Linked DNA regions of Mus musculus: region 2 is linked to region 1. A link is a loop called in an ENCODE intact Hi-C map of the cell type or tissue named here. Cell type or tissue: left cerebral cortex. All regions are shown on one strand. Links, peaks and the distances in the headings refer to the core of each region. The heading gives the core; the rest is flanking DNA.

Region 1 (12,383 bases), core at 2,019-10,018:
GCAAAGATTTATGTACTAGTTAGTACACAAAGGTTTTGGGGTAACCAACTACTCTGAGTAGATTTCAGGCTTACTCTATAGGGCAGATCTCACTGCAAACTTGATGGCTGTAAACCTGGTCCATGGCTTGGCCAGGTCACAATCCCTAGGGGGAATTTAATCCTACTGTTTTGAATAAATGGATGTGAGCCTTCTAAATATGTCTATTTCCACTGAATAGGGCTGCTCTCAATCTTGGTCCAAGAAACTTCTTTGGCCAGTGTCCAAAGCAGTCAGCACAGAGCCTCTCTCTGCTTCCTGACTGCCAATGCAATGTGACCAACTGCCTCAAACTTCTACTAGTACTCATCACCTACCCTGACAAGACAGTATCTCTCAGCAGTGCACCAAAATAAGTCTTTCCTCATCAGTTATTCATGGGAACGAGAGAAGTAACTAACACAACATGAAAAACAGGTATTGCTCACAGAAAAGGGAACTGATTGTATTCTGAATTTATTGAGCATTTCAACTCTAACCCTAAGTGCTTTTCCTGGGTCCCAACAAGCCCAATCTAAAATTTAAAAAGAAATACCCAATAGATAAAACTATCTTGATGATTCAACAAGAGGCTGCAGCATAAGTCCTGATCTGAAATACATAAAGACTCCTAACAAAGTCATAATAATTTGGACAATCTGATACTACCAAAGAAAAAAGATAAAAGAGAACTCAAAACACAAAATATAAAGCTCCCAACAGGATGAAAGTCACAAAGTCCACACTTGGGAACTGATACATCACAGATGTACCACAGAAGACACATGGGAAAGGATGGGTCAATGAACTGCACAGGTATAATCAATCAATAAAATCTACTTTAACTATGCCCATTCTTTTAGAGTGTCTTTTGGTAAATACAACTATATATTAGATATAGGGAAAGAAGCAATACTGGAAAAAATAAAGGTAGTTTATTTAATCTTTATTTAGCTGTCTACACTCCACATGATACTAATAATGACTTTCTTTCTATCAATGTCTTACTACTGTTTCCCAGTTCCCATCAACCATGACAAGTAATGAATGAAGTGCTTAGCCTTACCTCAAGAACCTGGTCAACAGAGGCAACTGGATGCAACATGATGAATAATATGAAAACATACAAAATAATCACAGATATAACAAAAAAATCTGGAAAAGAAAAGCAAACAATAAAATTAGGCATTTCCCTTAAATTAAAAAGTGCCAAACACCAAGAAGCATACAAATACTTCAAACATACAATTTGGTTTGAATACCTCTATTTAAGTTCATGAAATATAAAAAGCATATACTGTTATTACCTACAGTATAAGACATCCTGCATAGCCTCCTCCTCTTCCGCCTCCAGATTTATTAGATACATTTAAATCTATTCCCTTCAACCTTAAATATATGTCAGATAATGGTGGCATATGCTTTAATCCCAGCATTCCAGATGTGGACAGATCTTGAGTTCCAGGCTAGCCAGGAACACATAGCGAAACTCTGACCACTAAATTTAGTAATAACATCTTCACAGGCAAAGACAGAAGTTGGATTTTACAAACAAACAAACAAACCAAATTCCACAAGGACCAAAAAATCCAACCAGTTTCTGTGACAAAACTGAAACTACCAGGCATAGTGGTAACAGCTTCAAAGCCACAACTTTGGAGGTAAAAGATCAGAGGGTCAATGCCCCCCTCAGCTACAGATCCCTGCCTCAAACAAAGAAGCAAAGTCTGGTGAGAAATGATAGCTGAGACTTAAGTGTGAACCATCATGATACTTGAAATGGAAGCACAAACACAATTATGCATATATAACAACTAAGGTTGAAAACTGAAGCTACACTGATAGTAGGTTTAATTTTAGAAGCGAATATCACTCTAGAAAGATTGCCTCTACACCCAAGACAAATATTAATAACAGTACAGACAAAAATCTCAAATTAAGTATAATAATATATTACACTGATTAGATCTAGAGAACAACTGAATAGCCTTAGCAAAGAACTGTTCTAAGACTTTCACTGGCAATCTATAGTACTAACAGGAAAACAGAGAAACTAGCAGAAATATATGGCCAACTATATTGGTTCCTCTATACCCTCTGCAGGAACAAAGCTTACAGGAAATAAAGTGTTTTTATGATATCTCTGCTGAAATAGTTTAGTATACTTAAATCAGTGCCACTGTCAACAATAAAGTGCTTATTTGAATCAACTGAAAACTAAATGAGAAGATAAATTTGAAGTCTCCCAATCATGTAAAAGATGTACTTTTAAAACAAGTAGCTTAAAACTGAGCAAGGTGGTGGCGGGGTTGGGGGCACACACTTTTAAACCCAGCTCTGCCAAAACAAAACAAAAACAAACCTAGGTATGGCTCTATGGTAGAGTACTTGCCTGGAAATCTGTACATTCCTGAGTTCACCCCTACAACTGTCCCTGCTTGACGTGTCACTCACTCACTCACTCACTCACTCACTCACTCACTCACTCACGAAAGTGTAAGTATAGATAGGGTAGAATGTATTCTTAGATCACTACAGCTAATTTTCCTAATTTGATACCAACCTGGGGGCTAGGTTTCTTCATAACTATAGAGAAAATCAAAATAGAGAAAAAAGAAAAGAAAACTATTGTTTCTGGACACAGCACTCTATCTTCAATCTCAAAATTCAGGAGAATGAGGCAGGAGAATTATAAGTACAAAATCTGCTAAGGAAAAGTAGCGAGTAAAGGCATTTGCTGCAAAGCCTGGTGACCTGAGTCTAATCTGACTCTCATGTAAAAGATGGAAGAGAGCTGACTCCAAAAGGTGTCATCTATCTTCCACATATAATATTAATTAAAAAGAAGAAAAGTTAAGTAAGGAAGGGCTGGGGATGTGGCTCAGTTGCAAGAGTGCTTTACCCAGCAAGTGTTATGCCCAGGGTAGCTCCCTAGTGTTACATGTGTGCTAGGATTGCAAACATCTGCAGTCCTAGCACAAGCTCCGAGTAAGCTCAGTTACACAGCCTAACCTACATAAGCTACACCACAGCGAGGAGACTTGGGGATATAGTTCAATGATAGGTACCTAGCTTGTGGTGGGAGTCCCTAGGGTTTAAGCCCTAATATTGCCTCCACTCACCCCCTCCAAAAAGGTTCACCTTTTCAGTACGTTAGCATTAGTTATATTATAAAGTGTTCTAAGCAGCATGGCGTGCTTCTAGTAGATCTCCGTAACAGTTACAGTTACAAAGTAACATGAATGTTCATAAATATCTAAAACAGAAAAATTACCAGTAAGACCTATTTCGATGTTAACCTGTTCACACATGCGCATATGGTCAGAGAGGACCCATGCATGTGGAAATGCTTCTCAAATCCAGAATGAGAATGAGATTCCAATGAGTATTACTCATCTGATGTCTAAAATCTAGTCCTGGCATTTGACTTCAACAATGACATTTCTTCACAGCTACACACAAACACTTGTCACTTCCTCCATGACACTGCAAAAGCCATTATCAACTAATGTTTTCAATTTTTAAAATTATTATTACTGTGTGTCAACTGGCACACACACCATGGATATATGTGGAAGTCACAGGCATCTGTGTGTATGTAGCTCAGTCTCTTTTTGCAGTTTTACTTACATGTTCTAAGGACTGAACTCAGGTCAAGCTTTTCTGGCAGGACAGGTGGCCTTCAGAGCCATTTCACTGTTCCCATTTCTACTTTCAAAAGCTAGCAACTTACATGTCGAACCAAGTTTTGTCTATAAAGCTAAAATTTTGGATATTTGTATTGAAACCCATAGAGAGACACAGAACTCTAATCTGTTGGTCACTTCTGCAATGGGGAGCAAAAGTGATTAAAATTAGAAATTCTACAGACCCTGACCTTGACAACAGTGTAAGGGGTAAGGCAGCTATACTGTGAAGAACACTCAAGAGGAAAGCACACCTACTGTCTCCCCAGAGCCTCCTACAGGTCCCTGCTTCCAATCCCAATTCTCTGGACTCACTCAAAGAAAGAAAAGGGGCCCAAAGTAACAGGCTATGAAAACCAGAATCATCTAAACGTAAGAGTGGGAATGGTCATGAAAGTGACAAGACAGTAAATATTCCAAACATTAAACACCTGCCTCTCCATGAAAGAATTGCCAGTTAAATTCACTTATTCCTTTTTTTTTTTTCCCTTAAGTTTTGTTTTTGAGAAGGGTCTGGCTATGTATGTGGCTAAGTAGGATTGCTGGCATGTTGCCAAGATCAGGTTTCTTTTCTGTAATGTTGTAAAGGAAGAGAAAGGTGGAAATCATGATGTCACACTTACAATTCTTGTAGCAAGGCTGCCTGAATGGTTTTCCTTTTGAAAAGGCAACCGCCACTGTGAGGTACTGGAAACTGGAGATAAAAAATACTGTGGTATTTTCATAATTTTGTATTTTACACGAATCGAGTTCAGTCCCATTGTATAAGTGTGACGAGTTCCAACATGCGCTTCTTGTTGTATTACAAACACTGGAACACACAAAGATCCCATTAAGAACACAGCAGCATATTCCCAAGGGGCCAATGTTATTTTAGATGCCTTAAATCATTACAATACAAAGAAGTAAAATGCTATTCATAGCAAAAGGTGCAGCAACACAGAGGATACACAGAAGGTTATTCTTTACCCTTCAGCTATAGATTATAATCAGTTAAAATTATAATCAAATAATTTTAAAACATATTTGGAATTTTAGCAGAGTGAATGTAAACAGACCACAAGTCTGTCTTTAATGTAGTACTACCTACCCCATGCTAACCGGGGATACACTATCTTACTTAATGCATGTGACTGTACTTCTTTACCTAGGGCTCATACTTCTCTGGGGTTATACTGTAGGATGACTTGTGCTAATATGTAGCCAAGCCCTGACAACAAGATAACCTTCAATGTTTGCTAGTCAGGGCTTGCCCTCCTTTTCTAAGTATACAGTACTGTGGGGCATACATAATTAGTAATGTTACTGCAACAAACACAGATGTTAAACCTCTATAAATGGACACTAAGATTCAAAACAATTTTGTCCATTCCTTTGCATGGGCAATGCCTATATACATTTAAGAAAACTATGTTGTTTTTTTTAATTTGCTAAAAATGTTAATGATAATCTCAATCAAGCAAATTAAAATATTCACAACTGAAGAGTTGACAAAATTATCCACATTTATTTAATTCATTACAGTTTGTAACCAGTAGAAGACTTCATATGTAAATACGTAACATTCTTTCAGGATGTTTTAAAATGATGTTTAATAAAAGTGTTTCTTCAACTTGGAAATAGAAAACCTAGAAGCATTATACTATATCAGGGTCTTCCTGAACCCTGATGCTAATTTTTCTCATTTTAGAGATAAGCAAGTCTCAGAAGCAAATTCAGGTTCTTTGCCTAGATACTTTCTACTATGGTCTTCTATAGTTTATACTCAAATTTAATCCTCATTGAGAGGCAAAAGCAGAGACTGGGTGAGAACTTAAGAGGTGATTGGAGTTCTGCCCCCATGGGTAGATTAATTCATTCATGTAATAATGGAGAAATGGGGAGCATATCAGAATAGGTCTCTCAATGTGTGATGTCTAGAAACATCTGCTAGAAACACTACCGTCAAAAAAGACAGTATGAGTTTCTCAATCCAGAGGTAAGACGAAGCCCTTTTCCTTATAACTTGGCTGTGGTACTGATGAACAGAAAATTAAGACACTCTTTCCTAAAGACAGAAGTCATCATGACAAAAAGACAAAATTATTGAGGTGTTTAAAAAAGCTGCAAGTTCTATACACATTTCAAGGCTCATCTTTTTATAGTCACCTTATACAATTGTTACAATGGATCGACCAACTCACTCTGAATTTGGATCGCACACTTTATACTGCTTGACCCAGAAAAAACCCAGCGACTGAAATCCAACGGAGATCACAATCTGAGACAAGACGGAGAAGAGGAGCGCCCCAGATATAAGGCCTGAAGGTGGTCTCTGTGCCACAAGCTCTTTCCAGGCAGGATTTAAACTCACTATATTTGAAAGGAAAGGACAAAAAATTGTATCTAAATTTCTTACTAAGACATAATTAAATACTCTTGGAAGTGAGAATTTTCATACATTTTAAAATAATCTATAAAAGTAAACGAATTTTCAGAATTCTAATTTCAAAAATGCCTCCAGTAACGGTTACCTTTCCACTGAAACTCATGGAAAATCTTAGTACCAGTAAAACTAGTAACTATAAAGCAATGTGTGGGAGTAGTGCACACCTGTAATTCCAGCAAAACCATGTAATGTTGTGTCATAACATAATGTAACATAAAGATGAAAGAGAAAAAAGCCCCAGTTAAATGATATACTAGCATGTCTGAAGCTCTATGAACACAACAGTAACTCAAAGGAAAATTAGTCCAACTGATAGCACATGGGATCTACCAAGTTTTCCATTATAACATTTCTAAATTTATCTTTTGATATCATCAACTGTTACAAAATTTTGATAAACTTTGCTTAGTCATTGACTAGTCTACTAAGCCATTTTTTTAATTCAGTAATTCTTATCAGAGGTAATTTTAACACCCCAGGAAAGATATGGCAAGGGCTCTATTTCAAGTAGTTGGAATTTTGACAGTATTGAAGACATGCAGTAAACAATGGATCATCTGTGTACCTTACAATGCACAGGATAGTTCTCCACATAGAATTATCTTCCTAAAATATAAATAAGAAGACCTGGATCTCTTCATGGTCAAATGAAATAGTCCTCATATTAGCTAGCAAGTTCTTTCAACAGCTTTTACTTATTTCCCAGATATTTATTTCCAGTATGGACAGATTTGTAAATTCCTATTAATTGAAGAAGCCATATGCCTATTATTTATTTTGATGCTAGTACCAACACTAGTAAAAACTAACATCTTGTTTCTCTGTACAGGAAGAATCTACAAGGGCACATACAGCATTAGCACTGTAATACCCCTTGAGAAATTCATAGCCCGAGTTAAAGGCATGCACTATCACCCACTGGCCAACATGTCTGTTGTACATCACTATCATTCAGCTGTTGTTAATATAGCTTTGTAGTATAACCTGACATCAAGGATGGTAAATAGTTGACACCTTCAACAGTTCCTTTATTGTTCAGGATTGTTTTGGCTATCCTGGGTCTTTTGTTTTTCCATATGAAGAATTGTCCTCTCAAGGTCTATAAAGAATTATCTGGCAAGCAGGGTGGTGGAAGCACACATCTTTAGTCCCAGCATTTAGGAGGCAGAGGCAGACAGATCTCTGAGTTCAAGGCCAGCTTGATCTACAGAACGGGTTCCAAGACAACCAGGACTACAGAGAAAGCCAGTCTCAAAATAAAAGTTGGCATTTTGATATACCCAAGGGATGCTCCATCCTACCATAAAGACACTTTCTCAACCATGTTCACTGTAGCTTGATCTACCACAGCTAAAAACTAAGAATAACCTAGATGGCACTCAACTGAAGAATAAAGAAAATTTGGCACATTTGCACAATGAGATATGAGCGATTTTAAAAAAGTGACATCATGAAATTTGCAGGCAAGTGGATGGAACTAGAAAAAAAAAACATTCTGGGTGATGCAACATAGACCCAGAAAGATAAATATGGTCTGTATTTACTTGTAAATAGATCAGAGCTGTTAAGTAAATAATAATCAAGCTACAATCCAGACTCAGAGAGGTTAGGTAAAGAGGAGGACTATGAAGAAGAAGCACGGAGAAGCATGGATCTCCCTGGGAAAGGAAAATAGAATAGATTCTAAGGCTGGTCTAGGGACTGGTGGAAATGGGAAAGGAAGTGGTCAGGTGAGACCCGGGAAAGGATTTGGACTAAGGGAATCTATTTTCAATAAAGAAGAAAAATAACATCATTAGTTAAGAGTAAGATAGTAAAATAATGCAGAAAGGATCAAATACATAATTGTTGAGTTGGATACTCTCCTGATAATTATTCGAGCAAGAAGGGTAAGGTAAGCAGTTAAGTGTTTTATGGCTCTTTTGGTGTAAGTAAATCATTCCAAAAACTGGAGAGAGAGAGACAGACAGACAGACAGACACAGAGAAACAGAGACAGACACTAGATAAACCCCACTTCCAATCTAGAAAACAGATAGGGCAAAAATATAAACCAGTAATAAAACATATACAGGAAAACTAGACCAATATAACTTACTCATAAAATGGTTGATGCAAATTTACCAAAATTTAATATAATTTCAAACATTTGTATGCTCTGACACACAAAAAAAGCAAAATACTCACTTGTAAATACTACTACCAAAATGATTGCCAGATCAATGAAGAGAAACTGAAAGTCTCCCAGGTTACTCAAGATCTACAAAAGCAATTGTGAAAGTTTAAGAGTATTTTCATAGCACTGTTACCAGATTACAGTCTTGTTTTTCCCCAGGAATGACACCTTCAAAATGGTATGTACTTGCTAGTTTAATGTGTCAAGTTGCCACAAGCTAGAGAAGAAGGCGCCTCAGTTGAGAAAATGCCTCTGTGACATCCAACTGTAAGGCATTTTCTCAATTACTAATCAATAAAGGAAGGGCCCAGCTTATTGTGGATGGCGTCACACCTGGGCTTGTGGGCTTGAATTCTGTAAGTAAGCAGCTCTCCTCCATGGCCTCTGCATCACTCCAGCCTTGCTTCAATTCCTATCCTGACTACCTCCAGGGATGGGCTATGATCTGGAAGTATAAGCCTTTAAATAAACCCTTTCCTCTCGAACTTGCTTTTTGGTCATGATGTTTCATCACAGCAATAGAAACATACTTAAAACATCTGACTCTGGAATTAACCAATAACAACCTATTTACATAACTTCAAAGTCAAATCTTAGTATAAAAGGTCTGACTTTAAAATTTGTCAAAAGCATTTTTAATTTTGGCAACAAGTTTTTACTGAAAATATTTAAATTAACATTCTAATACTCAGTATTCAAGTGTCAGTGTTTCTTCTTATTTAAAATCTTCCCTTCTGATACTTCTGAAAATAATAAAAGGAAGTGTTCACAAAGATACTTTTAGAATGTTACAGTGTCAGTCAGGAAATTACAGGTCAATCATGTTAATCATAATGTAAGAGAGTAACCTATCACAACTACTGTCTACATTCTACGAATGCATAGTTTTATGACCAAAATGTCTTTTTTTAAATTTCTGTAAATGCATAGCAAAGCTGACTAGACCTGTAACTGTAACACAGATGGCACATGCTCCATCCCTAGCGTGACAGCAGTCAGAACTTCAAGGCCCTCCTCAACCACATAATGAGATTACAAACTTGAAATCCTGCCCAGAACAGGCAAAGCCAATCTACAGACAAACAAGAACAACAACAAACCAACCAACCAACCAAACAAACAAAATAACACATTTTTTTTTTCACACAAAGCTGTAGCCATGAGTGCAAGGCTTTAAGAAACATGTATCCCAAATCCTCAAGGTAATTTTATATAAACTGCATAAATTTCCTTTTTAGGTCATGTGTTCAAAATCAAAGACACGGGCCCACTATCTTTGGTGCTTTACCATTAAGTACATGTCTGCGTGGTGTGGGTACTCACAGAATACAGGAGAGTAACACTGAAGTACTGGATGATGCTGTATAACGCCATAAATTTAAACACACAGAAGGACGTCATTAAAGCAGCACGACCTTCCCTGTGAATAAGAATGTTGAATGTGACTGGCAGCACCTTAGCTTGTCCTTCAGAACACGCATCCATCCTGACAGATAAACATCACCATTCACATCTACAACAAAGTTCTCGGCCATCAAAAAATGTATGTTGCAATACAACTGGAAGAGTGTCATAGGCTCAACCACGGCTTGGCATTAAACAAGTTCTGTTGCTCTTCATGATAATTCACTCTACTACAGTCAAGTACAAGACAGAATAAAATAGTAAAACTCTGAGCCAGGAATACTAGCTCTCACATCTGTACTCACAGCCACTGGAAGGCGAGACAGACAGGAGGATCACAAATTCAAGGCTGTTGGGCAGTGGTGGCCAAGCCTTTATCCCCAGCACTTGGGAGGCAGAGGCAGGCGAATTTCTGAGTTCGAGGCCAGCCTGGTCTACAGACTGAGTTCCAGGACAGCCAGGGCTATACAGAGAAACCCTGTCTTGAAAAACCAAACAAACAAACCCAGCAATTTCAAGGCCATCCAGGCTACACAGTGAATTTCTGGCCAGCTTTGCTACAAAGGGGTGGGGGTTGGGGATAGTGGAAATGTTGCTTTCTCTGGGGCTGAAGAGCAGTAACAGTGCTGGCTGCTTTTCCAAAGGATCTGGGGTTCGATTCATAGCACCTATATTATATGGCAACTTGAAAAGTGTCCAAAACTCTAGTTCCAGGGGTTCAGAAACACTTTTATGATAAATCACCTTGGGCACAAGGCACAAACACAGTACATATGCTTTCATTCAGGCAAGACATATTTTTTTAAAAAGGTCTCTTCAAAAAATATAAAAATTTCAGATCTTTATTACCTGATAAGGTTTGGCACACAGGAGATACTGGGTGTCTTAGAAGTAAAAGGAGATGCCACGGAAGCTTCAAGCTCAGATAAGGAAATGCCACCATGTGCCCTCTTCAAAGCCTAACAGTTAAAAAAAAAAACTGATTAATTCAGTGAATGATTCAGGCTAAAAAACTACAAAATAAATCACAAAAACAGTACTTACACCACAATCATTTGCACCATCACCGCACATCCCAACAAAGTAGCTAAGAAAAGAAAAATGATTTTAAGACTTTAATTTCTTACAATTCACATATAAAGAAGTTGATTCGCCTCCAGCAGACTCAGAGAGCTAACACACAAATGAAACAAGTGGTCCTCCTTATACCAGGTCATCAGACACTGCTGTTCTCCTCACAGCACTGGGTGGAGCTGCACATGGACAAATGATTTTGGTGTCTCAACTTCCTTACCTGGAGGGCAAGGTAAGAACCTGAACAGTTTTTGGTGTTATGAGTAAAGATTTCTCCCTTGGAAACTTCAAACATTACTAGTTACTAAAATTCCAAAGCCACGCATGACCCAAATGCATTTGTGTGAGAGAGTTGAAGGCCTGAAACCCCGAAGTTCAAACGATAAAGTCACTTCTTTGTTATACACCCATATACATACAAGCACTAAGTGGACAAATCAGTTGAAATCAGGTTGAAGGAGGAAGAAAGAATAAATCTGATTGTGGAGGAGAAGCGGAAGGAAGACCACAGGGAACGGGGAGTAGGTTTGTTTGTAACAAAGAACATACATGTACATACATTTCAATTAAAAAGAGCACCAATTAATGAGGGTACAACCTTAAGAAAGAACTGTGGATACATTACCCAGATAAATATGTCAGTGAATTTATTTTAAAAATACATACTTGATAGGTAACAATTCTTTACACACAGACATTCACATGCATGTGCCCATACTTTAAATACTTTTCATTTGAAGTGTTTCAGATTTTTGGAATTTTTCATATTTTAAAATATTTGCTTCAATTTCTACTGTGACACTCAAAAAGTTTCAGATTTTAAAGCACTTCATATTTCAGGTGTTTGGATTAAGGATACTTAGCTTATATATAAAGAAATATCAGTTACCATCCAGAATTTGAAAGTGAAATTGTAATTCGTAAGAAAAGAACCATAAAAGCCCATCAATACTTACTCTACGTTCTGCAATGCCTCCACCAATTGTGTCTTCTGATCCGGTGCCATTCGAGCAAACACAGTACCATGCAACATCAACTATAAAACAAACATTGTTTTTTTTTAACATGCTGCTGTTCACAGTGAGCTCATGAACACATCCAAAAATTCACATTACTTACCTTAGGAACAAGATCTTGAAAATGTTCCAGTATCACCGAAAATGACTTTCCATTCATCGCAAAATGATAGCGAGTCACCTCAAGATCCTCTAAACTATCATGGGCAAGTTTGATTGGAATAGCCTATATATAAGACATTTGAAACAATATTCAGGCACCCATACAAGAAAATGCAGTTCTATATTCAATCTGTTTATGCCAAGATTGATTATTTCACACTATAAACGATGTCATTAAAAACCTAGCATTTATTCAAAGAAAGGGAAAATCTGTATCAAAATGTAAATACCCAGATTCTTACAATAATGAGTGAGAGTCTCTGGAATGATAGTCCTGGCTTCTATTTTCATTTAGTTTTTGTTAACACTGGGTTTTCATGTATCATCTTTTCCCCCCACCCAGACTAAATTCAAATGAGCAAACTTAAAAAGACAATATAAACATTACCTCTGAGTCAATGGCTGATGATTCACTACACT
Region 2 (12,383 bases), core at 1,767-9,766, 720 kb before region 1:
CAACTCACCAATAGAGACAGGAAGAAAGTAAATGGCTGTAGACTCTTTTATTAAGAATATTTATAGCTGGGCGTGGTGGCACACGCCATTAATCCCAGCACTTGGGAGGCAGAGGCAGGCGGATTTCTGAGTTCGAGACCAGCCTGATCTACAGAGTGAGTTTCAGGACAGCCAGAGCTATACAGAGAAACCCTGTCTCGAAAAACAAAAAAAAGTATGAATATTTATTCAGCTCTTAATATGTGCCAGCCTGACCTACCAGGCATGAGTAAACTTTTGACATTGTGGTATTATATATAGAACACTTGAGAGCTGTGCAGCCAAATTACCAAATAAACAAATATCTTGATGTTTTAATTAAGTTTATTTTGGTGGTAGGTCACCTTCCTGTGTGTGATACTTCAGGAAATTAACCTGGGAGGCAGGTTGCCTTCAGACAAGCCATTGCCTGCTGTTGATAAACTCCTATTTGTGTCTCCTGAGAGCAGTGAAATTGGCAAATCTGGGCTTAGCATTTTGGCTTCTTTAACCCAGCTTTCTGCTTGGTTTCTAAATATCCCTGTCTTGAAGGGACATAGCACATAAGATGAAGGATTCATTTTTTGGGTGATTCGTTTCGGCAGTTCATTTTTTGCTAGGATCTTAGCACCTGAGGTGCTAACACCCTGAATTGCTTTAACACCCGGAATTCCAATTTTTTTTTTATTTACTTGTTTGTTTGTTTGTTTACTTATTTTGGTTTGTTTGACAGTGCAATTGTCATAGAGTTTAAGCTTTTTTCTTAGCCCTTTGTCCAGCACCATAGATCAGCAAGTACTCCAAGGAAAATAGCTGTAGGGACAATCCCCCAAGGCCTTTGGGATAGTTCTTCCAGCAGCTGGTTTCTCTTTTCTTGTGTAACTTGCTTAGCTTATCTCAGTGTAAGCAAATACATTGTTTTAAAGATTTATTTATTTATTTTTATGTATATGAGCACACTGTAGCTGTACAGATGGTTGTGAGCCACCATGTGGTTGCAGGGATTTGAACTCAGGACCTTCAGAAGAGCAGTCAGTCAGTGCTCTTAACTGCTGATCCATCTCTCCAGCCCACAAATACATTTTTAAAGTTAAATAGTATAATTATGATACCTTGGGATATATGCATTAAAAGTTAAGGGACATCAAGTTTGGAAGCCCTTGTAAAATGACTCGCTGTCACTTCTGTTGTGAACTATTCCTCCCCAATGCCTCTCCTAAGAAGTTTGTTGTGACTCCTGGCAGCCAGGGTCAGTCTGTGCTGTGGTACCATAGCTTTGACCACACTCTGCCTGTCTGTGGGGTGAGATCTGAAGCAGAGGCAGTCAGCCCTGTGTTTCCCCATCTGTGACCCCATCTGTGTAGTGAACTTACTGAACAGTGGTGGCTAAATGAACTGTCCTCTCCCTGAAATCATCTCAAATTAAATGTTGGCTTCTCTTTGAATTCTTCAAGCTGTAGAGAGCTGGTTTCTGTTCTTGCTTGTCTTCAGAGTATTGCCCAAAGGCAAAAAGGCCAGTAGCACTAGGTCCTAAAAGACTGAGAAGCCACCATCTCATTTCAAAGTGACAGTGCCGAGCAACCGTGCTTGACTGCACCTGAGCATACCATGAAGGTGCAGGGATTGGCCCTGTCTGGACTGTCCAGGTGCTGTGATTAATGTTACTGTAAGGTATCATTGTGTATGTCTGTCCTTTCAGGTGACTCTCAGTGAAGGCCCTCACCATGTGGCCTTGTTTAAAGATAGCTCTCGGGAATTTGATCTCACCAAGGAGGAAGATGTAAGTAGACTTCACCTTAGGTTCTTCTATGTCGCCTTAGAACCCCATGAAGTGGAGTATTTGTCATGATAATTGTCTTAGGACTTTGTTCTTTTCCATTAATAGCTTGCAGCATTAAGACATGAAATCGAACTCCGAATGAGGAAAAATGTGAAAGAAGGTTGTACTGTTAGCCCCGAGGTAAGGCCAGCAATTCATTTCAGCCAAGATTTGGGTTTTTATGAAGTTTTTATGGATATTAATAATATGGATATGGATATTAATATGATATTTAGATTATAGCTATTCCAACATGTATAGATACATTTTTTTTTTCAGTTTTTAATTTACTTTTCTCTTTTGAGGCAGAATCTCACTTTTCAGCCCCGGCTGACTTAGAACTTATGTAGACCAGGCTATCCTTGAACTCACAGAGCTCCATCCGCCTCATTGATGCTGGGATAAAAGGCGTGTGCCACCACACTCAGCAGAGTTTTTAAATGTTCCAAACATCATTGTGGGGTGAATTTTCTAGAATAATTTCTATGGGACCAAAAGAAAATAGATTTTTTTCTGAAATAAATATCTAAATGAAGAAGATAGAGAATTTTCAGAATATTTAATATTCTTAAGACACCCCAAGAGCTTGCTCTTTCTCTTCCTGAATAGACCATATCTCTAAATGTCAAAGGCCCTGGGCTGCAGAGGATGGTGCTCGTGGACTTGCCTGGTGTCATCAACGTAAGTACATACGCAAGATACTTCCCATTTGATTCCTGCCCGGAAAGCTATCTGTAATGACTCTTAAAACCTTTTCTTCAAGACCGTGACATCAGGCATGGCTCCCGACACAAAGGAAACTATTTTCAGTATCAGCAAAGCTTACATGCAGAATCCTAACGCCATCATCCTGTGCATCCAAGGTAAACCCCAGCAGATTCTCACTGCCCCATGCTTTCCTCTTGCTCTTGAAGCATGGCAGCAGCGTATGCATATAAGCACACGTGGCAGACATGTTCTCACCTCTCCTATTCATTCTGTCAACAAATGGGATCTAAGCTGGGAAGTTTCTGCTATTTTTCATCATTGGAATTTTTATTGGCTACACTCCTAAAATAAATATATTATGACTAAATGTTTATAATCAGTAATGATTACACTGTTGTTTTTCTTTTTCAGACGGATCCGTAGATGCTGAGCGCAGTATTGTTACAGACTTGGTCAGTCAAATGGATCCTCATGGAAGAAGAACCATATTTGTTTTGACCAAAGTAGACCTGGCAGAAAAAAATGTAGCCAGTCCAAGCAGGGTGAGAATAAGAGGAGGGGAGGAGGGTACACAGGCTAAGTTTTCCCCATATGGATTCTGGGAATCTCAATTAGGTGTTTGAATTTGCAAGGTGAGCACTTAACCAACTCAGCTATTTCCCTCGAGTTGAAAATGTAGGCTTTTTCTGGGGCAGGTCTGGCTTAAGACCTGTACTCTTTAAGGTACACATGGTAAAGTTGAAGGAGATTTGCTTAGCTCCAAGTCCTGGCACTACCATTTGCTGCTGTGTGATCTTGGGGTAAGTTATTCAGCTTTTCGGTGCTTTAGGCTCCTCATCTGGTAGGAATGAAGACATTTATAATATGATCTCATAGTTTGTGATGAGTTAATAGTCAAATGATGCTCAGTAATTAGAATGGTTCTCCAGCACCAAGTGTTATGTACCTGGCTTGTTTACAAATGATAAATTCATATTCTATTAGAGTTGCCTGTAGAACAATGCTGTTGGGTTCTCATCCCCACTGCTACTGCTTCGGATGTCTCTTTCCCACCTTATACCTGTGGGACTTTCCTCTGTGTCAGGGTCCCCAGAGGCAGTGATTCTTTTGACAGACTCCCATGGCTTGCCACATAGTCATACTAGCCTCAAAGATTCATTACAGAGCCATGAAGGAGAAGATACACTGGATACAGGCTAGAGGCATCCTCCTCTGGTTTCCAGGAGCCTTCTCTCAGAGGTGTAGCCAAAATTTCAAAGTCCTAGAAGAAAACTAGTTAGCACATACCGTGTTACTTGCCCAAGAATGCCAGACAAAAGAAAGCAAGCAGGCCTTTTGTGTTGTCCCCTCAGGCCTGCTGTAGCAATTTGTCTTTGAGCCTCTACCCGTCTGCCTTATTTTTAAGAACAAGGCAGTATTGCTGTGGCAGTATTGGTCCTCATGCAAAGAAGGCGAAGCTAGGTAGAATTAGTGTCTGCAACCTCTATTCTCCCCTGTTGCTTCCATTCCTTTTTCCTCTGGAGTAGTCACTTCGAAATTCATCTGAGATGCCATGGAAGCTTACTTCAGGCTTTTCTGTGGCAATGACCTGAGTCTTCAGCCCAGGTTTAACTTGTCTCACCCAGTGTTAATCTAAACGCATCTCCAGAAGAAGAAATTCTCACATCATGTGTGAATGATGGATTATGTGAATATGTGCTTTCCTGAGTCCTGACTCCATAGTTTTTATCACACTCAGAAAAGGATTTTTATCTTTAAAAGAGTTGAACACCAAAATATGTTACTTTAAGTAGATATGAAGAAAAATGAATAAAAAGCAATCCAACTTAGTTAGAATTCAGGTAATCTGGGACCACAAGATGTCTCAGCAGGTAAAGGCGCTGTAGCAAATCTGACAGGAGTTGGATCCCTAGAAAGAGAGAGCTAACTTCCATAGTTGTTTTCCTCTCTCCATAAGAATTCTCACACATACATATACAGAGAACAAATGTAATTCTTTAATTTCATAGGATTTAAATTTTTAAATATTCAAAGAAACTATAAAGAAAAGTAATAAAGCTATTTACTGAGTGCTTCTCTGTGCCATCAACTGTACTAAGTGTCATTATCTTAAAACCTCTATAACCTTTTATTTAAAATGACTCATTTACTTAAGGTCACATACTAGTGAATGGCAGAGGATGAACCCCAAACAGGGTCTGACCAGAAGCACTATGAACCATTCCAGTTTTAATCTTCGTATAAACATGTATATACATTTATAAGACATTTTCAGCATATCTATGGTAAATCTATTTCCCTCAGATAACAATGAGAGCACATTTGTATGCTTTTGAGTACAGATGCGTATGCTAGTAAATAATACATGTCTAGAGTTTTTAACATTTTGCTTTCTAAATCGAATGTTGTACGTTGAAAAGTGAAGTGAGCCTATATTTCACATTTATTTTTCCAATTTATTGACATAGATACAACAGATAATTGAAGGCAAGCTCTTCCCAATGAAAGCTCTGGGTTATTTTGCTGTCGTAACAGGAAAAGGTATGCAAAGGTGGATTATTATAACTTACTTTTAGTTTTTGTTGTTTCAGATAATAAAGATTAATTTTCTTGATGAAAATCTTTCCTAGGAAACAGCTCTGAAAGTATTGAAGCTATAAGAGAGTATGAAGAGGAATTTTTTCAGAATTCAAAACTGCTAAAGTAGGTGTCATATTACAATATTCAACGACTTTACAATGAGAGCTTGTTACCCTGAACTGCTTCCGCTTTATCAATCATGTCTTATAGCAGTTAGCTTACTGTTAGCCATTTATCTGCGTGGGGGTGCATGTCTAATGGGGCTGTCCTTGAGTACTCTTAGACAGATTTGGAAGCAGTTTATCACATGGTACGGTAGACTGCCTCTGTGGATGTGAGCAGAGACAATTCTCACACCTCTCATGTTGTTTTCCCTAGAAAGTGATTTTTTTAATTAATGTTTTTTTTTAATGTGTGCACATAAAAAAAAATGTGTGCACACTCCTCTTATAATAATAGAAAAAGTTGGAGTGGGAGGTGGCGACAGGATATTCCTAAGTAGATACTGGAAGCAACTGACAGAAAAGTAAGATGCTAAACCACAAAGCGAAATGGAAGAACTAAAAGAGCAATTGAATTATACAGAAAATGTCTACATAGAGGTCTGGAAATAGAGAAACATGCCTGCCTCAGATTAGTCCAGAAGTAAGAATCGTTCCTGCACACGTAGTCCTGCAAGCATTGCCCAGGATTCTCTTTTTACTGGGACGGAAGCCACAAGCCTGTAGTACTATACTGTCCACTGCTGTGCTCACTGGTCACGTGCACTCACCACACTGACCAGTGTCTCGTAGACAAAAGCCATCCCTTCAGCCCCACAGTCACGGACTTCAGAGCTCAGTACTTGCTTGCCTTGCTGGACAGCTCAGACAAGACCCATTCTCTTCCCGGCAGAAAGCCTGCCGGGGCAGTGTTAGTGTGAGGTAAGCGCTCCTTTGTCATTCTGACACACTTTAGCTCTGGTCTCCTGTAGGACAAGCATGCTAAAGGCACACCAGGTCACCACGAGAAATCTCAGCCTTGCTGTGTCAGACTGCTTTTGGAAAATGGTTCGAGAGTCAGTTGAACAACAGGCTGATAGTTTTAAAGGTAAGCTGCCTTCTTAAAGCAAGTCTACAAATCCAGCCATGTGACAGTTGACAGTCTTCCAAATTCAGCAGATGTTTTTACTTCCTTTCTCAGTCTGCAAGTACTTGATTTACGTTTGGACAATATATTGAAAATGGAGAGACGCAAACCCTCTGTTGTACAAGAACTGACTTTCCCTGTCAGAAGCAGCAGGCTTACGGTAGTGTTGAGAGAAAGCTCAGTGGCATGTAGAGAACTTGGACCCTCCCTGACAGAGGAGACTCTGGGAAGCCCTACACTGGACTGTTTCCCTGTAGCCACCCTCTGCACCAAGTCTACTTCTGTAGTTTCATCCAGCGGGAATAGGTTCTCCCCACTTGCCCTTGGGGATTTATTATTCATTCCACTTAGAACCACAGCAAGTCTGTGTTATCTTTATTTCCATTTCACAGACGAGAAGGCAAAGATGCAGAGTAACTTATCTGACCAGTGTCAGTAGCATTAGACCCATGATCTCAATTACAGGGCCAGACTTCACTTTCCTAGCAGCTGCACTAAACTGCTACAGCTGTGGACTTGTAAAATGAAGCAGATAAAACTACAAGTAAGGCAAAGAGTTTAGATAACTGTAGTAATAAAATTCAGAATGTTGGAGCGCAGAAACTCTCAGAACCCTGGCTAATAAGAAGATAGAGAAGTAGGCCTTCAACCTCTGTGTCTGGAGATGGGGCAGTCGGACCTGAGCATCTTGCTTTCTCCACAGCCACGCGCTTTAACCTAGAGACGGAATGGAAGAATAACTACCCGCGCCTGCGAGAGCTCGACAGGGTAATGGTCCAAATGCCCCTCAGGCGGGTCCTGCAGCTGCTTCACTCACTGTTCCGTCAGGGCTCTTGTTGCCCTGAGAGCTGAGTTCTGTGGTTGTATGGATGGTTACTTAGGAAGAGTTGTCTTTCTATAATAATAATAATGATTGTAACATTTCAAATAGTCAGGGACCGTAAGGTATAAAACATGCTAAAGTGTTTTCTGAGAAAGGCATGAACTTTTTAGTAGTCTTATTGATGTATGCCTATGTAATCTCATTTTTGGTTTTAGCTATATATTAGCCTTTTACTTTCTTGGTATTTACTTTGGAAATATGGTCTATTTAATGGGAATTAAATATTCTTTTTCTTTGATTTTAAAGTAGCATTAGTTGTACAACCCAGCATTAACTGAATATTACTGATCACTGATTTGTGTGTTGTTTCTTTAGTAATTGTTATGTGGAAATGTTTTTAAAAACTGCAATGAGAATTGAAAAGGGTAGACAGTGGGCCTGCCTCTCAGTCCTTACCTGAGTAATGGCATTCCTAAAGGAGATTGGGGGACCACCCTATCTGTGCCCTCCTTTTGGGTATCTCTGAAGGGCATGACAGGACAAATGTAGTGTCTCACGACAGTGCTAATTTCTATCTCTGTTGCCTAGAATGAACTCTTTGAAAAAGCTAAAAATGAGATCCTCGATGAGGTCATCAGTCTGAGCCAGGTCACGCCAAAGCACTGGTGAGTGCTCGTCTTCTCCTCCATGGCTTTCCCTCAGCATAGACGAAAGCAGTGGGTTTTCCTGCCGGTGTTCACAGTGAAGTAGGCCAGAGAGTGAAGTGTCTCCTTAAAACACAGCTGCAGCTGTAGACTGTCAACTGAATGGCCACACGGTAGCTTACTCAAGGCTCCTATTGAATCTGGCTTTGCCTTCAGCTTATCTTAACAGACACAGGTTTGAGGTTTCTGTAGAGTCATTTACACATAATTTCATGAAATTGCCACAAAATTACTAGTCAGGACTGGTTATTACTAATGGAGAATAGCATCCTAGAGAACATTGTTCTGTAAAAGAAAAATGGTATATGCCTTTTTAGCTCTCATTTCAGAGCAGAACTGGTGATTTCTGTAATGTTTATGTGCTGAGCTGTGCACAATAACATCTTTTTAATTTTATGTATACGAGCATTTTGCTTGAATGTATCTATTGCCCACAGAGGCCAGAATAGAACCCTGAGCCTCTAGAACTGGAGTTACATACAGTTCTGAGCTGCCCTGTGGATACTGAAACTAGAACTCATGTCCTTTGATATAGCCACCAGTGCTCTTAACCACAGCACCTGCTCTCCAGACCCACTATGTGTTACTTTTTTTTTTAAATTCCTTTCTACTTAGATTTCTTTTTTAAGTAGTAGATTGATCCCTTTGAGAATTTGTCATATGAATCCAATGGGAAGCTATCATTTTCAATTTATCATCTTCAATTTATGTTTACGTAAATATAGGCATTCTTTTTTCTTTTTTTTTTAATTTTAGTTATTATATATAAGTACATTGTAGTTGTCTTCAGACACACCAAAAGAGGGCATCAGATCCCATTACAGATGGTTGTGAGCCACCATGTGGTTGCTGGGAATTAAACTCAGGACCTCTAGAAGAGCAGTCAGTGCTCTTAACCACTGAGCCAACTCTCCAGCCTAAATATAGGCATTCTTAAACTTATTGCGACAGGGCATTAAAAGCAAACAGACTAGATGATAGCAGATGCCTGTAATCACAGCACACAGGAGCCAGAAGCAGGAGAAACACAAATTCTGAGGTAGCCTGTGCTCCATGGGTAACCTTGTATCAACAGCAAGACAGACTACAGGTCGTTCAAATGAACTATATATAAAAAGACTGGAAATTTTTAAGTGTATTTTAATTAACAAATTACTCATGCCTCGGTTATCTTCTAATAAGCCTGTAGTATTTAAAAATATATCACTCTTAACACAAAATATCCTTCAAAATAGATGATAGAAACTATCTCTTGATTTCTCTGATTCATAGATATATACATATCTCAAATTTTTCAACCCTTCAAGTATGTGTAGGTAATTGCTGCTGCTCGTGTTTTTACAAACGTTTCATGCTATATTGGCTTTCTTGACCCTTCTTTTCAATCTCAGGGAGGAAATCCTGCAGCAATCCCTGTGGGAACGAGTGTCAACACATGTGATTGAGAACATCTACCTTCCAGCTGCCCAGACCATGAATTCGGGAACATTTAACACCACAGTAGACATCAAGCTTAAACAGTGGACTGACAAGCAGCTTCCTAATAAAGCAGTCGAGGTTAGGATATAATGTAACTGGGTAAGAAGCATTGTCTGGAGGCCCTAGGTGCTGTGGCTTGTGGGTCTGTCCACCCTCACAGTCACTGTCTTCCTCTGGAGCCATAACCCTTCATGTGTGCTCGGCTCCTGCTTCTCTGCTGGAGCTAATTTGGCATTGTTCTCAGTTGCTGCTAACATGAAAGCTTACTAAGCAGGATGCCAGAAGGCCTTGCTTCTCCTGCCACAGATATCATTTAATACAACCAGCAAAACTGCCTTGAAGGTGAAATATTTTAGACCTGTGAATTGAGCTTCTGTAAATGGACTAAACATTACTGCGTTTACATTTTCTCCAGGACCTGTAACGCTTACATGTGCATTCAGTTAGGGTCTCACTAGTGTTGACTAGGAATTGCTTACAAAATAAAAGCACCTTAATCCATTTCTGCCCCGTGGTGTCTTTGCCCAACCACGTGAAGACTGATAGCTGCCCTACTTGCTTAACCTTCCTGCCGCTTCATCTGAGAATGAGCCTTCCTGCCAGGGTTGCTATCAGAATTAGATGAGTTAATATGTAAAATACTCAGGTAACACCTGCCCACTCATAGTAACCACTCAGGATTATCTACATTATCAGCGTTTGTCCAGCCTCCCATTCCAGCTGAGAGCCAGTTTGTCCTGGACTCAGAAGAGTTGCTCAAAAACTTGTGGTCAGCTGGGCAGTGGTGGCGCACGCCTTTAATCCCAGCACTTGGGAGGCAGAGGCAGGTGGATTTCTGAGTTCGAGGCCAGCCTGGTCTACAGAGTGAGTTCCAGGACAGCCAGGGCTACACAGAGAAACCCTGCCTGGAAAAAAAAAAACCTTGTGGTCAATACTAAAAGTGATTTAGTGATTTTATCTTTCATACCTGCCTTGGAAATGGCATAGGCTGTCCTGTCCAAGCTGACTTCTTCAGCACTGTTCTTGCCTTCCTGAGCCTCTATAATGGCTGTGTGTGTGTGTGTGTGTGTGTGTGTGTGTGTGTGTGTGTGTGTGTGTGTGTGTGTCTGCTCCCAGCAGCCTTTGCAGCCTCTGCCTATGTTGCACGTTCTGAACTCTGGTCATTTCTTGACTTACCATGAAAATAACTGGGGAGCCTCTTCACAGTGTTCTGGGTGTGTCCTGAGATGGGACATTTACAAATGTCCCAAACTTGCAATGGTGAAACTAGTCATCGTCACCATGGCACTGGTAACTCTGTCTTTCTACTTTCTGCCCTGGGCTTTATGCTGAGGGAAGGAGTGGAGCTGCTGAGGATACGAAGCTATATGCTCATTCCCATCTTTCACAGGGTGTGGTGGTGCCTGCCTGTAACCCTAACTCTGGGGAGGCTTTGCCTCAAGTGTACAGCAAGCAAAACTAAACCCCATACCCCACCATCTAGATGTCCATTCAGTTTGTAATTACTTTTGCCCTGTGGTCTGCCTTTCACAGCTGAGATGAATAAAAGTTAGCCGAACCACAAAGCTTATAAATACCTTTTAGTGCTTGAAGCCTTGGTAGGAATCTTTGCTTACAGGCACAAATGTAAAGATGACGGACTCAGTGAGTAACCATTTCAGCTTGGAGTTGTGTGGAAGCAGCAGGCAGGCTCAGATGTGTTATTGGTTAAAATAAGTGAAGTAAATGTGTTGGCAGACTCGGGGTGTAGGGGTCACCTAGAGGAGCCAACCCTGCTCGGCTCAGCGAGTGGCGTCCTGTGCAAGTGTGACTTGATCATTTCCAAGTTGTTCGCAAGCACTGGAGGTACAGGTGTGTTTGTGAAATCTGTTTTTAAAATTGGCAGCATTTTTAAACAGTGCTTCTATGTGTTACCTCACCTGTCCTGGAACTCACTCTGTAGACCAGGCTGGCCTTGAACTAACAGAGATCACCTGCCTCTGTCTGCTGCCAGAGTGACAGGACTAAAGGTGCCACTGCGCCCAGCCATGCTGCCTTTTTTTTTAGTGTGCATGCATTTATCAGTGAACAAGCATTTCCTGATCATAGCTTCGTGATTTTATGATAGTTTTTCTTGTTTCATATTTACTAAGAATAAGCTACATAAATACAACTATTTCTTTTATATCTAGGTTGCCTGGGAGACTCTACAAGAGGAATTTTCCCGCTTCATGACAGAACCCAAAGGAAAGGAACACGACGACATATTTGACAAACTTAAGGAGGCTGTGAAGGAGGAGAGTATCAAGCGGCACAAGTGGAACGACTTTGCCGAGGATAGCTTGGTATACAGCTCTGTCTAACTTACATAGTCCAGCGTGGTGCTTCTCGGCCTTTAATTCTAGCCACAAGAGACTCCATTTTATTTGTCTGATAAAAAACTGACAGATGCAGCCAAATAAAAGGAGCTGCTGCCTTTCTGTGGGAGTAACCTACTGTTAAGCGGTTATTTGTTGTGTTTGATATTTATGAATTACTGGCATGTGGAACATAAATTCGTTTTTCTGCCCTAACCATTTCAGAGGGTTATTCAGCACAATGCTTTGGAAGACCGGTCCATATCAGATAAGCAACAGTGGGATGCAGCCATTTACTTCATGGAAGAGGCGCTTCAAGGTCGTCTCAAGGATAGTGAGTAGGGATGGGAGCTCTCGAGTTGTAAGCACTGTAAAACACAGGCAGTGGGCCAGCAAGGTACTCAGTGGGCAAACCATTTGCCATGAAAGCCGATCGTCTGGGTTGGCTCCCGGAGCCCACAGTGAGAGCAGAGAACAGACTCCCAAAAGCTGTCCTCTGACCTCCACTCATACACTGAGGTGTGTGCACGTCCAAATCCGCACATATATCATATAACAGATACTCAGTTAATTTTTTTTATTTTAATTAACATTTCAAAGTCTTTTTCCTGAATACAGTTGAATATTTATTTGTGGGATTTTTTTTTGTCAGTTTAATTAAGTTAGACACCAGATATTTATATGTATTCCCACTCAAAGGAATTCTGTACACAATTGAACTTCTCATAGATTTTTAACCACACAGTTATCATACTTTTGCCATACTAATGCCAGAGTAATCATATAAA

Evidence for each region. Peaks named below come from ENCODE experiments on the same cell type or tissue, not always from the same donor. Only the 100,000 strongest peaks of a DNase experiment are listed, where the experiment ranks them.
Region 2: a loop joins it to region 1, with 3 times the contacts of the local background. A loop is called at or near these places in 2 of 42 quality-filtered maps.

What each region holds. Positions count from the first base shown.
Region 1 is chr16:30,327,872-30,340,254 of GRCm38, forward strand. It overlaps Atp13a3 (ATPase type 13A3), which reads right to left. Exons shown (of 34, transcript NM_001128096.1): 22 at 12,352-12,383; 23 at 11,905-12,027; 24 at 11,742-11,821; 25 at 10,756-10,798; 26 at 10,561-10,670; 27 at 9,631-9,727; 28 at 8,319-8,391; 29 at 5,888-6,056; 30 at 4,328-4,515; 31 at 1,085-1,173. Among named protein-coding and RNA genes, the nearest start is that of Gp5, 23 kb to the left of the region's middle. In left cerebral cortex, for the core only: no CTCF peak of the experiment used is centred there; a DNase peak (open chromatin) is centred at 5,940.
Region 2 is chr16:29,608,951-29,621,333 of GRCm38, forward strand. It overlaps Opa1 (OPA1, mitochondrial dynamin like GTPase), which reads left to right. Exons shown (of 29, transcript NM_133752.3): 10 at 1,718-1,798; 11 at 1,904-1,978; 12 at 2,447-2,518; 13 at 2,601-2,700; 14 at 2,957-3,087; 15 at 5,014-5,086; 16 at 5,176-5,248; 17 at 6,099-6,214; 18 at 6,957-7,021; 19 at 7,665-7,741; 20 at 9,172-9,337; 21 at 11,431-11,583; 22 at 11,821-11,929. Among named protein-coding and RNA genes, the nearest start is that of Opa1, 36 kb to the left of the region's middle. In left cerebral cortex, for the core only: no CTCF peak of the experiment used is centred there; DNase peaks (open chromatin) are centred at 5,554, 5,903 and 6,226.